Linked DNA regions of Mus musculus: region 2 is linked to region 1. A link is a loop called in an ENCODE intact Hi-C map of the cell type or tissue named here. Cell type or tissue: left cerebral cortex. All regions are shown on one strand. Each heading gives the region's core, and the rest is flanking DNA. Links, peaks and the distances in the headings are about the cores only.

Region 1 (9,775 bases), core at 3,190-8,189:
TGCATGGGCGGATTGGGGTTCATGGTTGCTGTGCTTTTGTAGGCAGAAGAGCTGCCAGGACACCAGTGCTTCCTTGATTCAGGAATAATGTCTGCCAAAGGAGAATAGAAGGGGTGGCCAAGGTCATGAAAAGTCAGGACTTGATGTCCTACTGTAAGATGGAAGATGGAGTGCTCACTGACTGAAATTAAAATCACTGTTTCAAGAAACTTGACATAGGCAACTGTGATCATTTGATGTTGTGCCGTCAAAATGATAATGAATGAAACTAAAATTACAGACACACACACACACACACACACACACACACACACACACACACACACACACAGAGAGAGAGAGAGAGAGAGAGAGAGAGAGAGAGAGAGAGAGAGAGAGAGAGAGAGAGACTTTCCAGTTGGAGATGATATAACACAGGAAAGAGAAGTAGAGGGACAGGGATAGGGAGATTGTCTTCTGCACTCATTTAGTGTATCTTGCATTGCATATGTTGTATAGAGGGACTGGATAGCCTATCAGAGACCTTGTCACCAGAAAAGACTCATTCTCCCTCCCTCAGAAATAATTAATTGGTTATAGCTCATCATCTGGGGCTGGGACCTTGTGAAAGTTCCCATGTGCACACTGTCATGCTAAACATTGTCTTCACGTGGGACTAGTTTAGGTAACCATATAGTAGATTTTATGGGTGCAGCTTTTTTTGTCATTTCTAGCAGGTGAATTTATCAGGTGGCATACTTACGATCTTTCCATCCTTTGTTCTGTGATGTTCCTTAGGTAAAGAATCTGTGTTCTAGACACACTCACTGGGGCTGGGCATCCCGTAGTCAGTCACTTACCCTTAGATGCAGATTCTTGAGTAAAGGAAAATCATGGCTGAGCAATGGCCTAACTGATTCTGGTGACAGCAACACTTAATGCTTTTATACTTAACACCAAAATGACAGTTTGGTGCCATGGTGGTGCATGTCTGCATCCTTGGCACATAGGAGGCTGAGGCAGGAGGTTCAAGACTTCTGACTCAACAAATTGTATGTCAGCCTAATTAAACCACGATAACCATGAATTCAAAACTCTAACCATGATGGGCTTTTCAATGCCATGCCTTCAGTGGAGGGCTGTGGTAACCTCCAGACTAATTCTAGTTTTACATTAGTTCTCATTTTTCTCAGTTCAGGGATGTCACTTTTGGATAGTCACCAAACACCTCTCACCTTTGTATCCTTCTTTGGAAAATAGTGATGATAAATTTACCAGCCTGTGCTCTCATGAGAATTAAATGCACAGTATATATTAAAGAAGAGGCACTCTCCTGATTTATAGTTGTGTTCAGTATCATTTCTTTTTAAAGATTATTAAAAGCAAATGTCCAGCAGTATCGATCTACAGGTATAGATTAAGAGTAGTTTTATTGCTATGTTCATTTAGCACTGCAGTTCTCAACCTGTGGGTTGCATCTCAGATATCTTGCATATCAAGATGTTTACATTATGATTAATAACGGTAGCAAAATTACACCTATGAAATAGCAACAAAAATAATTTTATGGTTGGGTACACCACAACATGAGCAACTGCATTAGCAAGTTGCAGCATTTGAAAGGCTGAGAACCATTGATTTAGCAGAATATTAATAGTGGGGCCTCTGTGGCCTATGGCCTATCTAGTTTCAGGGGTTTGGTCTCATTAACAGTGTCAGGAATGGGTTACATATCATGGAGAGGTCCAATCAAAAAGTATTTGGCTACTCCCATAATATTTTTGCAGCTGTTGCACAAGTATATCTTGTAAACAGGTTTTGTCGATTGGTGAGACAGAGGTTTATTTTTCTCCTCCAGTAGTAGTTTACATTGTACCTTCCAGCATTATGAATGCTAGTCAATAAGGGAGTAGCCTCTATTTGAACACCAGGATGATTTCTTCGTGTTCTATGACATGAATAAGTGATTTCTTCAGTAATAGGACCTTACCTTCAGGTTATAGAGGGTAACCAATAGCATTGGCAACTGTCAATGATTGTCAGGGTCTATGAGAGGAGCCCTTTGGTGAGTGGCTAAACCAGATGTAACCCATTCTCAAAAGTGAGGGTTTTATTTGATAGACTATGATGTCATTGGGGCACTGTTTCCCTTATTTTTGCTGGCTCCACTTAGATTCTTTCCATGCATATACTTCTTTTAGGAAGCTTCGACTGTAGTAGTTTCCGTACTGTTTTCAAATGGCCCATGTTAGTTGTCCCTCCTTATATTCCATCAGTTTCCCTTCACTCCCCTCCACTTCCCTATTTAATTCTCCTATTTTAGTTTCCACCTTATCCCTCTATAACTCTATATCCATCCCAGGAAAAGACAGTTAGGTTTCTGGGTTCTAGGTTAGCTGGATCTACAGAGTAAGTTCCAGGACATGCAGGTCTAGATAGAGAAAGCTGGTCTCAAAAAACAACAACAACTACACACACACACACACACACACACACACACACACACACACCCCAATATATTATAATTCCTCATTTTAAAGCCTCCCCCACCCCCACCCTTGGCTCTTTACTAATCACCTAACCTCGGTGTGTATTCTGAATAAAATACATATATCTAAAGCTGAAAAGACAACATTCACATATAAGAGAAAACAAGCCTTTTTTTTTTCTTGACAGCTGAATAATATTCCATTGTGGAAATGTATTCATCAACTTATGAATGGGTAATGAAAATGTGGTTCATCAAACTTTGTTTTCTATTATTCAATCTAATTCAGTTTTAAGACCTCATCCTTCTGATCTCTTGAACTAAAATGTCAATTAATCCAAGTTGTACCGCCCTACCATTGCAGCTAAATTCTTTATCCTGTGCATTAGGGAACAGCAATGAATATACTCCTGGGTATCATAGCACATCTCTTGTGTCTTAGCCTGTCTTGTCCTGTGTCATTGGCCCCCACTGACTGCTGCTGTGCAATTCGAGCCCCAAGCCTACCCTCTGTATTGTTTTAAAACAATTACTAGGAGCTCAAGAAGCCAAAAGCTAATCTCTCTAATCACTTCAGAGCACTGGGAAATGGGCAGGCACTGGGAGATTGCATCATTGTACCACATGATCACTTATGCCATAGTGTTTCTAAGGACCAGTCCTGCCTACTTCTTAGATCTCTTATGACTGACTCTCCTACCTCCACAGTTTCAGGTCAAAACCCGCAAGCAGCATCTGACTATCTGGGAAACCCCATCCCTGCAGCAGTAAAGGCAAGATTCCATTGCTGGGATCAGGGGTAACTGGACAACCAGAAACAACTTGGAGAAACTCTGGTTAAACGCAAAATACTACTACTGGGTTGCTACTATGATGAAATGAGTTTGGCACAACCACCATCTACAGAGAAAATAGATTCAGGCTATGAAGTAGGGTTTTTTTTTTTTTTTTTTTTTTTTTTATGAACTTTAATGTAGTTGGATGCAGGTATAGAGGAAAAGTTGACCATCCCCAAACATTGACTTCCTCTATTGCCCTTTCTTATTTCCTTCCATCTACCCCCCCTCCCTTTTTCATATCACTGTGTGATAGCTTTTAGTTTCATGACCTTTTCGCAGCTTTTACATATGAGAGATAGCATGTGGTACTTGTCCTCATAGGACTGAGTGTTGAAGGTAATATCCTGATTATTGGTTGTGTTCATTTTTCTTGCCAATGGCATGATTTGATCCTTTACAACTGGGAAACCCCCATAGCCCAGCCTGTTTGCTAGTTAATTGGGTTCTTGTAGACTTGTTTCTTAGGTGAGTGATTTTGTGTGTCATGGTCATCTGCTGAATATAGAAAACTATTTTGAAGTAAAATCAACATCACACAAGAGTAAATGTAAGAAAGAAAATACAAGAAAAATATTAATAAAAACTTCTACACTCACATTGTATTTCCCCCATATTTTGAACTTTTGATGTCCTACTTTATCATCATAGTGCTCATCGATTTATAAATACAATTAGTTTTGAGGCTTTAGTCTTCATACTAAAGCTATATTCATTTTATGCTCTGTGTCTACACTCCTCCTGCATTGGGAGTCCAACTGTATGGTTGCTCTCACCATTTTTAGGGTCTATTGTGGGAAAGGTATGGTTGTGATAAATTATCTCTGGTATGTTTTTTTTTCCGGAACTTACCATACATTTCCATCATTTTAAAAAAGAGTAGGTTGATGGACCTAGAGGGCATCATCCTGAGTGAGGTAACCCAATCACAAAAGAACTCACATAATATATACTCACTGATAAGTGGATATTAGCCCAGAAACTTAGAAGACCCAAGATATAAGATACAATTTGCTAAACACATGAAACTCAAGAAGAATGAAGACCAAAGTGTGGACACTTTGCCCCTTCTTAGAATTGAGAACAAAACACCCATGGAAGGAGTTATAGAGACAAAGTTTGGAGACGAAAGGATGGACCATCTAGAGACTGCCCTATCCGGGATCCATCCCATAATCAGCCTCCAAACGCTGACACCATTGCATACACTAGCAAGATTTTGCTGAAAGTACCCAGATATAGCTGACTCTTGTGAGACTATGCCAGGGCCTAGCAAACACAGAAGTGGATGCTCACAGTCAGCTATTGGATGGATCACAGGGCCCCCAGTGGAGGAGCTAGAGAAAATACCCAAGGAGCTGAAGGGGTCTGCAACCCTATAGGTGGAACAACAGTATGAACTAACCAGTACCCCGGAGCTCTTGACTCTAGCTGCATATGTATCAAAAGATGGCCTAGTTGGCCATCACTGGAAAGAGAGCCCCATTATCTGCCTCAGTACAGGGGAATGCCAGGGCCAAGAAGTGAGAGTGGGTGGGGGAGCACGTGGGAAACTTTTGGGATAGCATTGGAAATGTAAATGAAATAAATACCTAATAAAAAACAAAATAAAAAAAAAGAAAGAAGAAAAAAAAAAGAGTAGGTTGTCTGGATGAAGTTTTCTTCTTTAAAGTATCCTATGTTGAAATTTTCTCCTTTGCTAGCTTTTTCTCTTTTGATACAGCACTGTGGCTAACTCAACTTGTTCATGACTAGACAGTAAGGTCCCTGTTGACACTGGTGATGTTAGGCGAGTTAGAGCACCTCACCTGGTACTTGGAATTTTATTACTTTAATAAGTTCCTCTTTGCCTTTCTTCTTTGAGAGCTTGATAATAAATGTCTTGGGATTGACTTGGCTGAGTTAAGAAATAACAGTCACATTTGGCTCCCCTGTATTAGATATAGGGTGTTTTACTGTTATTCTGTCTGTCTGTCTCTGTCTCTCTGTCTCTCTGTCTCTGTTTGCCTGTCTTTCTCTCTCTCATGTATTGTGCTTCTAGAACTCAAAATTTGTCCTTTGAATGCTGCTTCAAATTTCAGATAAGTGTTCTTCATTTTGTTCTCCTTCATGTGTCTTCAAACGGCATGTCTTCAAGCTCACCAATTCCTCCTTCCATTTGATATGTTCAGCTGTTGATGTTTCATATTTAAAATTTTGTCTAGAGAATACTGGGGTGTACAATTTTTGTTTGTTTCAGTCTTTGGTTATGTTAATCAATTTCCCTACTTTTAAGTACTTGGAGTCTTAAACTCCAGGTCTGTATTTCATGTGTTGTCATTCTTTCAGCACTAGATGGCACCCTAGGCCCAAGTTTGTCTATAACCATAGTTGGTGTCATCAGAATGGACTGGGTAGGGGTGTACCAAAAAAACCAAAACAAAAACCAAAACAAAACAAAAAACCACCAAAAAACAAAAAAAAAAACCACCAAAAAACCAAAACAAACAAACAAAAAAACCCCCCAAAAAAACAGATTTTAGAAGAAATGCTCTCAGTTTTTCTTTTTTTCCAGATTTACTGCAGTTTAGATATGGTTTTCTCTTATCCGTAGTTTCTTCAGGACTTTTATTGTGAAAAGTGTGTTGAATTCAAAAGGATTGTGTGACGTGATCTGTCCTAGGCTCCATTAAAATAGTGTATTATATTTACCGATTTGCATATGTTGAGCCAAATCTGCATCCTGGGTATGAAACCAGCATGATTGCGATGTACATCCTTCTTAATGTATTATCAAGTTCAGTTGGCAAGTCTTCTTTTGGCAGAAACTCAGCATCTATGTGTATCAGGGAGTTTGGTTTGTAGTTTCCTACTTTTGTTGTGTCTTTATGTGGTTTGGGTACCAGGGAATACTGATCTTGTGAGAGGGTTTTGGTAGTAGTGTTCTTTTCCTTTGATTTTTGTGGAACAGCTTGAGAAATATGGCATGCTGAATAGTTTTATGTCAACTTGACCCAAGCTAGAGTCATCTGAAAGGAAAGAGCCTCAATTGAGAAAATGCCTTCATAGAAGCATGCTATAGGAAGGTCTGTAGAAAACTTTCTTTATTAGTGATTGAGGGGAGGGCAAGCCCTTTGTTGATGGTGCCATCCCTGGACTGATGGGATTGAGTTTTATAGGAAAGCAGGCTGAGGAAGCTATGAGCAGCAAGCCAGTAAGCAGTGCCCCTCCATAGCTTCTGCATCAGCTCCTGCCTTCATATTCCTGCCCTCACTGCTTTTGATGATGAATTGTTACGTGGAACTTTAAGTGAAAATTAACCCTTCCCTCTCCAAGTTGTTTTTGGTCATGTTTCATCACAGAAATAGTAACCCTAAAAAAGACACATTGGCATTAAAATTTCATAAAAATTATGGTAGAATTCACCAGTAAATCTGTCCATTCCTGAGCTTTTGAGATTCCATCTTAACTCAGTCAGAATGACAATCATCAAGCAAACAAGTGACAACAGATGCTGACACAGAGGTACAGAAGGACTCCTTGCTCACTGGTGGTGAAAATGTAAACCAAAGGTAGAGTTTTCTCAAAACATGAAAACCAGAGATAGTACATGCATGGCCTAGCCTAGCCCTGCCACTCCTGGGCATATACCCCAAGGATTCTACATCTCCCCATAATAACACCTGCACACCAATGTTTATTGCCACAGTATTCACAACAACTGAGAAATTGGATCATCCTGAATTTCCATCAACAGGCAAGAAGGCAGTGAAAATGTGGCACAGAAACACAATGAAATATTACTTAGCTATAAGAAAAATATAATTATGAAATTTGCAAAAAACATATAGATCTAAAATATATTTTTTCAGAAAAGGAAGGAACATTTCTTCTCTATACCATAGTGATCACAACTCTCTGTTTCCTTCTCTTAATATTTGTTCATATACATATCTACATACATACATATATATGTGTATATACATTATAGAAGAGAAAGAAGCTTTAAAATTTTCTATTTTGTCGTAAATTATGTGTACTCTCTGTGTGTGTTTGAGGGGGGGGGAGCACAATGTCTGCAGAGTCCAAAGGAGGAGGGGTTGGATTTCCTGGAGCTCAAGTTACAGGTGGTTGTGAACTATCTGATGTACCTGTTAGGAACTCAACTCTGTTCCTCTGCAATGGCAGGACATGCTCTTAATCACTGGATCATCTCTCCAGCCTTTGAGAAGAAGTTTAACAGGAGTGTGAGAGGAGAAATAGATCACAGTAGAATATATGCGATATGGCAGTGGAAAAGCGAATCCTTGGATAGAAATGTGCAAATAAGGAGGGAACAGGGAAGTAAGAGGAACAATTAACCAAAACAAAAATGTGTGAAAATGCAAAGAAATCCTGTTGCTTTGCATGCTAATGTTAAAAAAGATAGAGCATCTCTACCTCCCTGCACTTGGAGACAGAGCCAGGTTCTCAGTGAGCAGCCTACAGTAAAATGTTTTCTGATCTGGGGTAAAGCTGTCCTCTCCATGGAGACCAGCCTTAGCATCTTATACAATGTATCATTTTTGCCCTCAAGCAGATAAGGAATGTCTTGTATTGTGAATATTTGGGGAAAGAGATGCACTTCACACTTTCACAGTTACCTCTACTGTACCCACAACTCCCAGAGACCCTTGTCAACACAAGGACAGATAAACAATTAAGGCCAATGCTGCTATGGTCTACCTTATACCACTTAGTGCTCCTGACTTAGCATTGTAGAACCCATCACGAATGATACTTTTTAGAATACATGTCAATATGGCTGGGGTCTTCAGGGTCCTCCTGCTGCAGAGAAGGGTCCAAAGGCTCTACTGAGCTCACTGGCCTACGGCAAGAAGTCACAGAAATCTTCCTAGTTTGGATTTCACAAGTCTAGTATTGAGTTCCAAGACAAAGCCATTTGTTTACTTTAATGTCTTACTCTCCCTTCTCAGAGATTACATAGATTTTCATAATGGTTTTTGTTGTTGTTGTTTTCCTTTTTCAGCAGCTTCATTGAAGTATAATTTACATACTAGAAATCCATTTTTCCCACCTTTTAGATTAGATATTTTCTTCATGTACATTTCAAATGCTACCACAAAAGTCCCCTATACACCCCCCTCCCCCCCCCCCCGCGCCCTGCTCCCCTACCCACTCACTCCTACTTCTTGGCCCTGGTGTTTCCCTGTACTGGGACATATAAAGTTTGCTAAACAAAGGGGCCTCTTTTCCCAATGATGGCCGAATAGGCCATCTTCTGCTACATATGCAGCTAGAGACATGAACTCTGGGGGTACTGATTAGTTCATATTGTTGTTCCACCTATAGGGTTGCAGACACTTTCAGCTCCTTGGGTACTTTCTCTAGCACCTATATTGGGGGCCCTGTGTTCCATCTTATAGATGACTGTGAGCATTCACTTCTGTATTTGCCAGGCACTGGGATAGCCTCACAAGATACAGCTATATCAGGGTCCCTTCAGCAAAATCTTGCTGGCATATGCAATAGCGTCTGCATTTGGTGGTTGATTATGGGATGGGCGCCCGAGTGGGGAAGTCTCTGGATGGTCCATCCTTTTGTCTTAGTTCCAAAATTTGTCTCTGCAACTCCTGTCATAGATATTTTATTTCTTATCCTAGGGAGTATCCATGCGTTGATCTTCCTTCTTGATTTTCTTGTGTTTTAGAAGTTGTATCTTGGGTATTCTAGGTTTCTGGGCTAATATTCACTTATCAGTGAGTGCATATCAAGTGACATTTTTTGTGATTGGGTTACCTCACTCAGGATGATGCCCTCCAGATACATCCATTTGCCCAAGAATTTCATAAATTCATTGTTTTCAATAGCTGAGTAGTACTGCACTTGTAAATGTACCACATTTTCTGTATCATTTCCTCTGTTGAGGGACATCTGGGTTCTTTCCAGCTCTGGCTACTATAAATAGGACTGCTATAAACATAGTGGAGCATGTGTCTTTCTTACCAGTTGGAACATCTTCTGGGTATATGCCCAGGAGAGGTTTTGTTGGATCTATCGGTAGTGCTATGTCCAGTTTTCTGAGGAACTGCCAGACTGATTTCCAGAGTGGTTGTACCAGCTTGCAATCCCACCAGCAATGGAGGAGTGTTCCTCTTTATCCACATCCTTGCCAGCATCTGCTGTCACCTGAATTTTTGATCCTAGTCATTCTGACTGGTGTGAGGTGGAATCTCAAGGTTGTTTTGGTTTGCATTTCCCTGATGATTAAGGATGTTGAGCATTTTTTCAAGTGCTTCTCAGCCCTTTGGTAATCCTCAGTTGAGAATTCTTTGTTTAGCTCTGTTTGCAAATTCATCAGGAATAACAAAAAACCTAGGATAGCAAAAACTATTCTCAACAATAAAAGAACCTCTGGGGGAATCACCATGCCTGACCTCAAGCTGTACTGCAATTGTGAAAATAAAACTGCATGGTACTGGTACAGTGACAG
Region 2 (9,775 bases), core at 3,113-8,112, 1.7 Mb after region 1:
TCCAGATGGAAGTCTGGCATTACCATTTGCTGTAACTTCAGGAAGCCAGTATGTGTTTACAAACACACAAGTCTGGGGAGTCAGGGGCTGTGGGGTGGATTCCTGCTTGGGAGAAAAGTCCTTGTCACACTTTTCCATTCTGATATTGTGAAACACACTGGTAAGCAAAATGTGCAAGCAGTGCGCTCTAGGAACTATAAACAGCGCCTTTCTCTGACTACCATACCCCATTCCAATCTAAGTTCTGAACACAGGACTGCATTGCAGGACGCTAGAGTGTAAAAGGCAGGCCTACAAGCCAGTCACAACCCAGGGATTAATGGAAGGGCTCTTCTAAATCCATCGTGCCCAATTTTGATGATTTCTATGTCTCCACCACCACCTGGCCTTTGGATAATGGACACCTTCCCCTCAGCAAAATGGTTGCAGCTACATTCCCTTTTAGCCCCAGCTCAAATACCCACCACATTTTTATAAGCTTCCTCCTCGAAGGTGAGCTTCCTCCGACCAATGAGCGTTACTTTGGAAAACAGGTTCTGTCCCAGGATTTCCTTTAAAAGTACTTTGCCAGTTTCCCCGCTGGCGCCCAAAATAAAGACGGATTTATTCTGCATCTTGAAGTCTTCCCGAAGCTTCGGCAGTGCTTCCTTGTCCGCCATGCTGGGGAAACAACACCCGTGGGTCCTGTCTCAGAGTGCTAGGTGACACTCTTTACCCTGGGGGACAAGGGTTGTTAACTGTTGGGCAGAAGAGACTCACTCTACACAGTCCCAACCCTAGGGAAGTGCTGAGTCACAGCTCAGACAGTGGCCAATCCGAGCACCTCACAGGTGCCCGGCTGGATGAGCCCAGGTTGTCTCTATGCCACCAAGCCTCGCAGCCCACGGTAACCCAGCCTGCTTGGGCAGGGCTGCAGGGCCCGGCTCCATTCCCTACCCGGGGTTACCTGGGAGCAGCCCCGGACCCCTCGTCCCCACTCTGCAACAGTAGCATTGAAGCCACCAGCGCGGCTACGACCGTGCCCAGCACCGTGGGACCGAGCATCTCGCCGCCTGCAGCCCCGCTGTCTCCCCTCCCGGCAAGGAGCCCCAAGAGGTCCAGCCGGAGCCTACCGGCCGCGACGTCTTCCGGGTGACAGCGCGCTCGCGGCCCCGCCCCACCGAGGGCTGGAGCTGAGCGCGGGACCCGCCCCTGCGCGGGAGCTGCACCCAGGGCTCGAACCACACTCCCCGGGGCTGAGCTGCAGCGGGGCGGGGCGTGGGGGGGGCGTGGGGCTGTGCTTCACCCCAGCACAGATCTCCTCCCTCCGTCCCCCATAACCCTAGTTGCAACCGCGTTCTTCCTAACCACCTGGGGCCAGAGCCTTCAGATTTTAGATAAAAGGCATCCCGGACTTGACTCTTGGTCCCCAAATCATCTCATTCTCCTCGTTAAAAACTAGTCTCTTCTTAGGCTGGGGACGTAGCATGTAGCTCAGTTAATCAAGCGCTTGCCTGGCATACGCAGAGCCCTGGATAAAGTTGGATGTGGTGGCACAAGCAGGCAATACCAGCAAGGATGATTCTCCTTGGAAACAGAATGTTCTGAGTTCTAGGACACCCTGAAATATATGAACTTCTGTCTCAAGAGCGAAGGAGGACTTATTGGGAGGAAGCTCTCAAAACAGAGGTAGGAGAGGCTAGTACCAGGTGAGTAAGATCAAAATATATAAACATGAAATTGTTAGTAAAGCAAGACATAAAAAGAAGAAGAAGAAAAAAAAGCCTAGCTCCACTTAAGCTCTATGAAAAACAAAACTCTTTCTTGCCTCTTTAAAGACACATATCCTATTCCCTCAAGCCAGAAGCTAGGGGGGCTCCTTTGACCAGTTTTCAGGTTGATCTCCCTGCCCAGGTGCTGGCCCCCTTCTGGATGGTTGCGGTAGGAAGAGTTTCCAAACCTGATCCAATTCACAACAGGATCAATGGTTAGAACACAGCTATCCACACTGGGCATGCCCTGGATTTTGGATGCATAGAGATTAGAATACTATGACTCTGAGATACTTTCTAAACTGCATTTATTTTGTGTGTGTGTGTGTGTGTGTGTGTGTGTGTGTGTGTGTGTGTGTAGAGGTGTTATGACCGGTGTATGAAGGTCAGAGGGCCCCTTGCAGGATTCAGTTCTCTCCTTCCATGATGTGGGTTTGCCTTGATCTAACTCAGCCTCTCCCAGACTCCCTCTCCCAGAGTCAAGTCCAGGATGTGATCCTGAGCTAAGAAGGATGGGCTGTGAGTGTGATGCTCCATCGCTCCATCTAGAAGCCAAATGAAAGGTACTTTCGCCCCCGCCTTGCTGGTTGAATGTCATTATATGAAAATCTGGCCTAGGCGTGGCATTCAAATACTTCCACACAGGTTTTTCCACTCTGGGGAGCAATACAAAGATGCAATGAAGACTAGGGGTGGAGCCCTGCTGGGCAAGGACAGGGAGATTAGGATGATGGGTAGCATCCTGTGAGCCCCTGCCCTGGCTTGCCTGCCTTAACCGCTGCCTGTTTGCAGGGGCTGTGTTGAGCGCTTCCTGTTTATTCTGCCTCTAGAGTCCTTTTCCGACTTGCTGCAGTCAGATGGACTCTGCTGTTTGCAGTTTAAAATGGAGGCAATGGAGAACACTGTTGTCCTTCCCCACTGGGCTGCCACAATGCCAGGCTGTCAGGATGTATAGGTGCTGCCGTGCACCTTCTCAGAGACTGCCATATGAAAAGACACCCTCAGATCTTGTCAGCTCACATGGGGGACCCGCGTATTGAATCTCTTAAAGAGATTACTGACTGTAGCAAGCCTATGCTTTGTTTTTCAAAATTGCGATATAGTATACTTAAAATCAAATATTCAGGTTCTAAGAGTTCAGGTCATGATTCTAGAACCATAGTGTATACCATGGCTAGGTACACAGCCCAATTCATGTTACCCCAGAACATGCCTTTGTTCTTCTACTTAGCTCTTCCAGGGTTTCTGAGTTCAATTCTGAGCAACCACATGGTGGCTCACAACCATCTGTAATGGGATATGATGACCTCTCCTGGTATGCATGAAAACAGCAATACATTAAATAAATAAATAAATAAATAAATAAATAAATAAATAAATCTTTAAAAAATATATATATTCCAGTATGGTGGCACAGGCTTTTAGTCCCAGCACACAGAAGACAGAGGCAGGAGATCTCTGTAAGTTTAAGGCCAGGCTGGTCTTCAGAGCAAGCTCCAAGACAACCAGACTTCCATAAAGAAAACTGGTCTCCAACAAAAACCATGTAGGGCTGTCAAGAGGGTTCCTCACGCATATATTTAAAAGTGTGCCTTAGACCCATGTTTGTCCAATTTGAGTTCATTTTCGTGGCCCTGGAGCTGCGTCCTGTGACATGTGGGTCAGACAGCCCTGAATGTTTCTTTCTGAGTAGCTGCTCTATGGTGGTGCTCTCTCCTCCTGCCATCCTGGACTGTTCCCTGGTAGCCATGGCAACCAGGACACAGCAACACAGTGGTAGCCAGGTCGAGGGTAAAGATAAGATTAATGACGATATGAATGCTCCCCAACAGATGTCTTAAAAGCCATAGGACCTCTCTTCCCTTCCCTGAACACAGCTACAAAAGACCTTAAGATTCTAGAGCACATGTAGAGTAAAAGGTTGGTCTCAAGAGGGACTCCATGACTTAACTTCATGACGTCACCTCCCGTGATAGGGGCATCACCCACACTCCTGCAATTAGCCCTAAACCCCTGCCCCAATAAACTCACTAGTCTCGCCATGTTGGACTTTAGCAAAATCATACCTGCCTGTCTTTTATGTCCCTTGGGAGTAAATAGAAAGGAGAAATGAATACCATGGTTGTTTCCCACTGATCCAGGAGGCTAGGTTAGCCCACATCCTGCTTGTAAACAGGTTAGGTTTGCTTCCAGTTATTTTTCCTGTTATAAACAAGGATTTGAACATTTCACAGCAGTCTCGCTGTGGATGTGTTCACATCGCTCTCCCAGGGCGGGTGCACCATTTCAGACGTCACCCACTTGGTATCATCATTCATCTTTAGAGGCCAAGCAACTCCCCATTATCCTTTCAGTCAGAGCTCTATATTGTGGCACATGCAGAGGCCCATTTTGAGTCTGCCTTTCCCAGGATCACTTTCAAGCTGACCATGTGACTAAGACCTCACCCAGGCGATGATCCATAGCCTCTCTAACGTTGGTTTTCCCATCCGTGGATGAATGAGGACAATGACCTAAGCCGCAGAGCTGGATCAACTGGATCATCATGAGAGCGGTCCATACAGCATCCACTCTGGTGTTCATCAGAATCAGAGAACGGCCAGTAGCAATGATCTCGTCACACTTGGATGCTGAAGCACACAGCGGGAGTGGGGTGGGGGTGGGGGTGGGGGTTCTGTTCTGGCTACTCCAGGGCATCTCTTTAGGAAAATAATGACAGATGAACATTAAAAAACAAAGCTGCCTGGGCTTGCCCTTGACTGACTAGCTCAAGATCAGTAAGCGTTTGTTGTTATGCGTCTTCTGTTTCCAACATGTTTGTGTGTCTCTCTGTGTAGGCTATGTGTCCTTGGATGCCTGAAAGAAGACAAAAGAGGGCATTAGATTTCACAGAGCTGGAGTTACAGGCGGTTGTGAGCTGTCTGGTATGCTCTGCTTCGAGGTTATCCTGTATTCTTTACCACTGAGCCATCTCTCCAGCCCAGGACCAGCTGCTTTTAAAGATGCTGAAAAGAGTTTGCTACTCAGTTAAAGAAGGATTTCACTATGAGAGGGGAATGCATTGGGATCTATTTCCTCATAGTAGCCAGAAAGGAACAGCCTTCTACTTAAGGAAGCGCATGGTAACTGGAAGAAAACTGGGATTCAAGTCTTCCACTTAAAAAAAAAAAAGTAAAAAACATGCAACAATACACAGTCCTGTTTAGAACTTTATATATTACTGATTTAACACTTGTAGCTTTTGAAGAGGATCAAGAAAACAGAAGGAGAGAGAGAGGGGACAGAGAGAGATCTTTTTAGAAACACAGTAGACAAAATTCGTTTTACAGGTTGTACAGGAAGAAAGGAGCAGAAGGAAATTTAGACAAATGAGGAAAAGACCAGGGAAAAATGGCTACAGGAGCCATCACAGCTCTGACATGACACTGAATAGCTGGCGTTCAGACAGGAAACGCCAGTTCTCCAGGGCATGCTCTGTGTGTAAGCTCCCATGCACCTGTCTGTACCCAGGAAACACATTCAGACAGTCCAGCCTCAGCTGCTCTGAAGTAATTGCAGATATCAAGCACCAGAGGGCGCCAGAGAAGGCCGAAATGCTCGCTCATTCGGATACCCAGGTGGTCCAAAATGCCTTCTAATTATTTATAAGAAAACTTAGAGTTGGTTCTCTGGGTTGTTAACGTATGGGACAATTATGCGTGTGAATTTAGTGTCTAATATACTTTCAGTGTGAGCCGGGTATTTCATAAGTAAATAAGCAGTGTGGGAGGGTTCAGAAAGCAAAGGGATGGCCTCTAACGCATGTGTGCAGTCACTCAGCTGCTTTCCGTGTGCCTGGTGGTATGTTAAACGCCAAGGACAGAAAGACAGGCGGAATCACATTTTCTGTTGAACCCATGTGTAACAGAGATTTTAAACTTAGTGCTACTTTGCTAATTTTTTTTTTTTAAATCTGGAATTCTTACACCCTCATCTATTGGACTCTTTAGAAGAAGTATGTGATGGTTGAGTCAGGCAAGCACAGGAGGTTTAGGCTCGGACTCTATTTGGTTCGGGTTTTGCAGCCCACCCCCTTCTTGTAATAGTGCACTGGTAGGTTATGCCCCGACCCATAGGCTTTATGTATACATCCCATTCAAATAAGTCACCTAGCAACCACAGGACTCCCTCACGCCCTCACCTACAAATAGGAGGTGTGTGTGTGGCGGGGGGGGGGGGGGGTTCTCACCTATGAACAACATACACATTTATTGACCTCTAGTACCAAGATTGAAACAGTTTCTGTTCAAATGTATTCCCAGTTCATCCTATAAAGAGTGGAAGGTTCAATCCAGCATAAACTAGCTTTGGATGCATGCACAATAAGTCAACTGTGTCCTTTAGTTGCCTTTTAGAGAGAATCTCTACTGACCACCTTTTTTTTTTCTCTAAGATTCATATGTACACTGTAGCTATCTTCAGACATACCAGAAGAGGGAGTCAGATCTCATTACAGGTGGTTGTGAGCCATCATGTGGTTGCTGGGATTTGAACTCAGGGCCTTCGGAAGAGTGCTCTTAACCTCTGAGCCATCTCTATTGACCATCTTATGCCTATGTGTAATTGGGGGTGCTTACGATTAAAATCAGATGCCTTATTAGGAAGAACATGCGCAGTAGAGGAAATGATTATATAACCTATCAATCAAAATAGGAAGCCACCCAAACCATGAGCCTTAGGGACCAGCACCTCCTCCCCGTGAAGCCAAAGCAACAGTTGGGGCTCCTGAGTATATTCTCACACTTGGCCCTCTATCAATTTCGACAGTTGTATCCCTTTCTGATCTTTACCCAAAATGAAAATATCTCCCTGCTTTTGCAAGTCTCTGTGAGCCCTTCTTTTCAGTTGTGGATAAAAAAAGCCAAGAACATGACAACACCCAGGCTGGACTCTGAGCACAGGTGACAGTCAACACAGAGGCCTTGGAGGGGGACAGCTGGGCACCAGTTTCACTTGTGCTAGTTTCTTTCACCCTCCTTATGTCCTGGGTTCCTCAATCTGTGACTAGTTCTTCCCGCGCGGATGTTGTGAAGATTGAATGGATAATCCACGGAGAGTGCTTGAAATTATATCATAGTTAAGAGCCCAGGCTGTATTCAGTACTGCCTAGGCCTAGAATCCAGCTGCCAAGATTCACTACAGAGCGGGAAGGGGAGTCATACCTATCTGACCCAATTTACAGACAAGAAGATGGAATTCTGCCACCTGCTGGCTGAGTTAGCGCAGTGAAGTTCTTTTAACTTCCAAAGCCTATAAAAGGGAATGAATCCTCCATGCTGCAGCGAATATTAACTGAGGTAATGTACATGAAGCTCCCTGAAGTCAGCACACATGCCCGTGCTCACCTCTCCAAGATGTGGTATGGCTTAGTTGCTTTTGCACTGTGGTCGCCATAATTCCTGACAGAAGCAACCTGCTCCTGGCGGCTGAGGGTTTCAGTCCCCGGAAGGTTCAAAGGTGCAGCTCGGATCATGATAACTGGAGTGGGCAGCAAAGCAGCAGACCAGAGTGCTGCTGGGCTACAACTTTCAAAGGCCAGTCCCTAGTGATCTCATCCAGCCAGATGGGTCACACCTTCCGGAAGTCCCACAGCTTCCCAATACGGTTCCAGCGGCTGTGCTCGGGAATGCGTGCTCGGCGCACGCACGAGGCTGTGAGGGACATTTCAGAGTCGAACTAACTTTCACTGGAGCAAACTATAGCCTGGAGAAAAGCTAGTTCCACGTTTTACGATCACGTTTCTCATCGAATGAAATCAATAATAAACTGCCAAGTCTATGCCAGCAGCACTCGAGGGGGAGCAGGGTTCAGAGTTTATCTCCAAGAGACATGGAAACACCTATAAATCCCCCCCTAGAGTTGGCTTGTCCTTTCCATTGAGGATTATCTGGGGGTTGTGAGGTAGACAGCCAAGAGGAAGGGCTGTGCAATGGCCCTTGAGGTTAAGAGTCCTTGTAAACGCTGAGATAAGATCGTTTTCCTAGAGAAGGTGGCGGAGGGCTAGAGGATGGGCATCCACAGCTCACTGTGAGCAGAAGCTTCTGTGGTTGGGGTGTGCCTCTCACCAGGAAGATAGGACCGGATCTGCTTAGGCCACTACTGTGTTGCCACCACCACACTGGTGCCTGGCACTTAGTAAATGTATCAACGAATCCTTCACAGCATAGAGAACGCACACATCCTTGCAGTCAAAACAACACTTTTGGAGACAGAAAGATCAGAAGTCAAGGTCATCCTTGATTATATAATATAGCAAGTTTGAGAGTTTGTCTCCAGAAAACAAACAAACAAGCAAACAAACAAAAGTAATTTGATTAATGAAAATTGAGTTTAGAACCAGTTGGCCAACTAGAAGTCTAGTAAAGAAAGCTCAAGTTTCTTGCTCTTTGGTTTTATGTAAATCTATTTGTTTGACTTTGGAAGAAGAATCTTTTTTTTTTTTTAATCTTTTTGCCCTTTTCACTGTAATGAATCAGGGCTGGGGCTATATGTATCTCAGTGGTAAATTACCAGCTTGGCACATGTGAAACCCTGTGTTCCATGCCTAGAATTGCAAAATCAAACAAATAATAAATAAATAAATAAATAAATAAATAAATAAATAAATAAATTTATTTTCTTTGGTTTTGATATTGCTGTTTAAGGGTACCTCTGCTTTGAATTGCTGAAGACCCTGCTTTTGATCAGACATTCTTCTCACAACATCCTGCTAACACTGAGTAATTCTAACTGACTGAGTAATTATAAAAGTGTATTACCAAAACACAGTCAGTTTCTAAGCTTGATAAATAGTACTGTTCCCCTTCAAACATCTGAGCTCTTAGAAATCTGCTGCTTTGGAGTGTTTTTTCATAAATCACTTTTATGCAGATTACTATTGAAGAGGGCAATGAAGAGGAGAGAAATTTCAGCCCTCAAAGGAGGAAGTGACCAGGATTCTGGCAAGGACAGAAGCGCTCTTATCTGTCAATAGCCTTTTAAATTCTCCATTTAAATTTAAAACTAGCCAGCTAGCTGGACCATTGAAGCTGAAGGAGTTAGACTTGGTGGGAGAAAGTCTAATTTTAATGAAGGCGTGCTGCTGTAAACTCTGCCTAACACTAGAGGGCAGTACAGTGCTAATATTTCAGCAGCCAGGCTGGACTGACTCCCAATGTAACATGTAAAGTTATAACAACAGAGCCATCTCTCTCCAGCCCATAACTTTTTATATTTCTAAGAATGAATCAGTGAGGCTAGAGAGATAGAGAGACGGTTAAGAGCATTGACTGTTCTTCCAGAGGTCCTGAATTCGATTCCCAGAAACCACATGATGGCTTGCAACCATCTGTAATGGAATCTGATGCCCTTTTCTGGTGTGTCTGAAGATAGTTACAGTGTACTCATATACATTTAAATAAATAATAAATAAATTTTAAAATTAATCACCTATTTTCCTTTTATTCTTTCCTCTTTCTCTTTCTCTCTCTCTCCCCTTCCTCTTCTTTCTTCTTCTCCTCCTCCTCCTCCTCCTCCTCTACTTCTTCTTCCTATTGCAGTGGTGGTGATGATGATGGTGGTGGTGGTGATGATGACGACGCCTCACTTTGTGGTCTGATGGACCTGGAACTTGCTGTTTAGACTTGTGGCAATCTTCCTGCTTCAACTTCCCAAGTTGTTAACGTTGTGCTGTTAATGGAATACTTCAGAATAAATTATTAGAGCATTTGGGCTGTAACTCTTGGTTTTACACCTTGTTGTTCTCCAACTAAAGGGTACACGCTTTACATGCTAAGAAAACTGTGTTCAAGTCCCATTCAGCTAAGCCCTGCCTAGGTATCTGTCCGTTTAGACCCCAAGTTAATTCTTTGTAAAGTTCTTGTGACATAGAATTATTAGGAGAATAAAATGAGACAGTGTACAGCAATCTTTTGGGACTGAAAAATGATATCATAACCAAAAACTAGATTTATCACCCAAATTAATTTTCATAATACTTAGCATTC

Evidence for each region. Hi-C counts contacts between places; a loop is a spot of excess contacts. Peaks named below come from ENCODE experiments on the same cell type or tissue, not always from the same donor. Only the 100,000 strongest peaks of a DNase experiment are listed, where the experiment ranks them.
Region 2: it touches region 1 in a loop (3-fold over the local background); 2 of 42 quality-filtered maps call a loop at or near these places.

Annotation. Positions count from the first base shown.
Region 1 is chr7:51,430,934-51,440,708 of GRCm38, reverse strand. No RefSeq gene overlaps it. Among named protein-coding and RNA genes, the nearest start is that of Gm33015, 8.3 kb to the left of the region's middle. In left cerebral cortex, for the core only: a CTCF peak has its summit at 5,622 (motif pointing right); DNase peaks (open chromatin) are centred at 5,628 and 7,751.
Region 2 is chr7:49,750,483-49,760,257 of GRCm38, reverse strand. It overlaps Gm32962 (a long non-coding RNA gene), which reads right to left and starts at 7,403. Exons shown (of 2, transcript XR_391460.2): 1 at 7,136-7,403; 2 at 4,097-4,607. It overlaps Htatip2 (HIV-1 Tat interactive protein 2), which reads right to left and starts at 1,152. Exons shown (of 6, transcript NM_016865.3): 1 at 947-1,152; 2 at 465-660. The coding sequence starts at 1,044. In left cerebral cortex, for the core only: CTCF peaks have their summits at 5,328 (motif pointing right) and 6,995 (motif pointing left); DNase peaks (open chromatin) are centred at 5,320 and 6,992.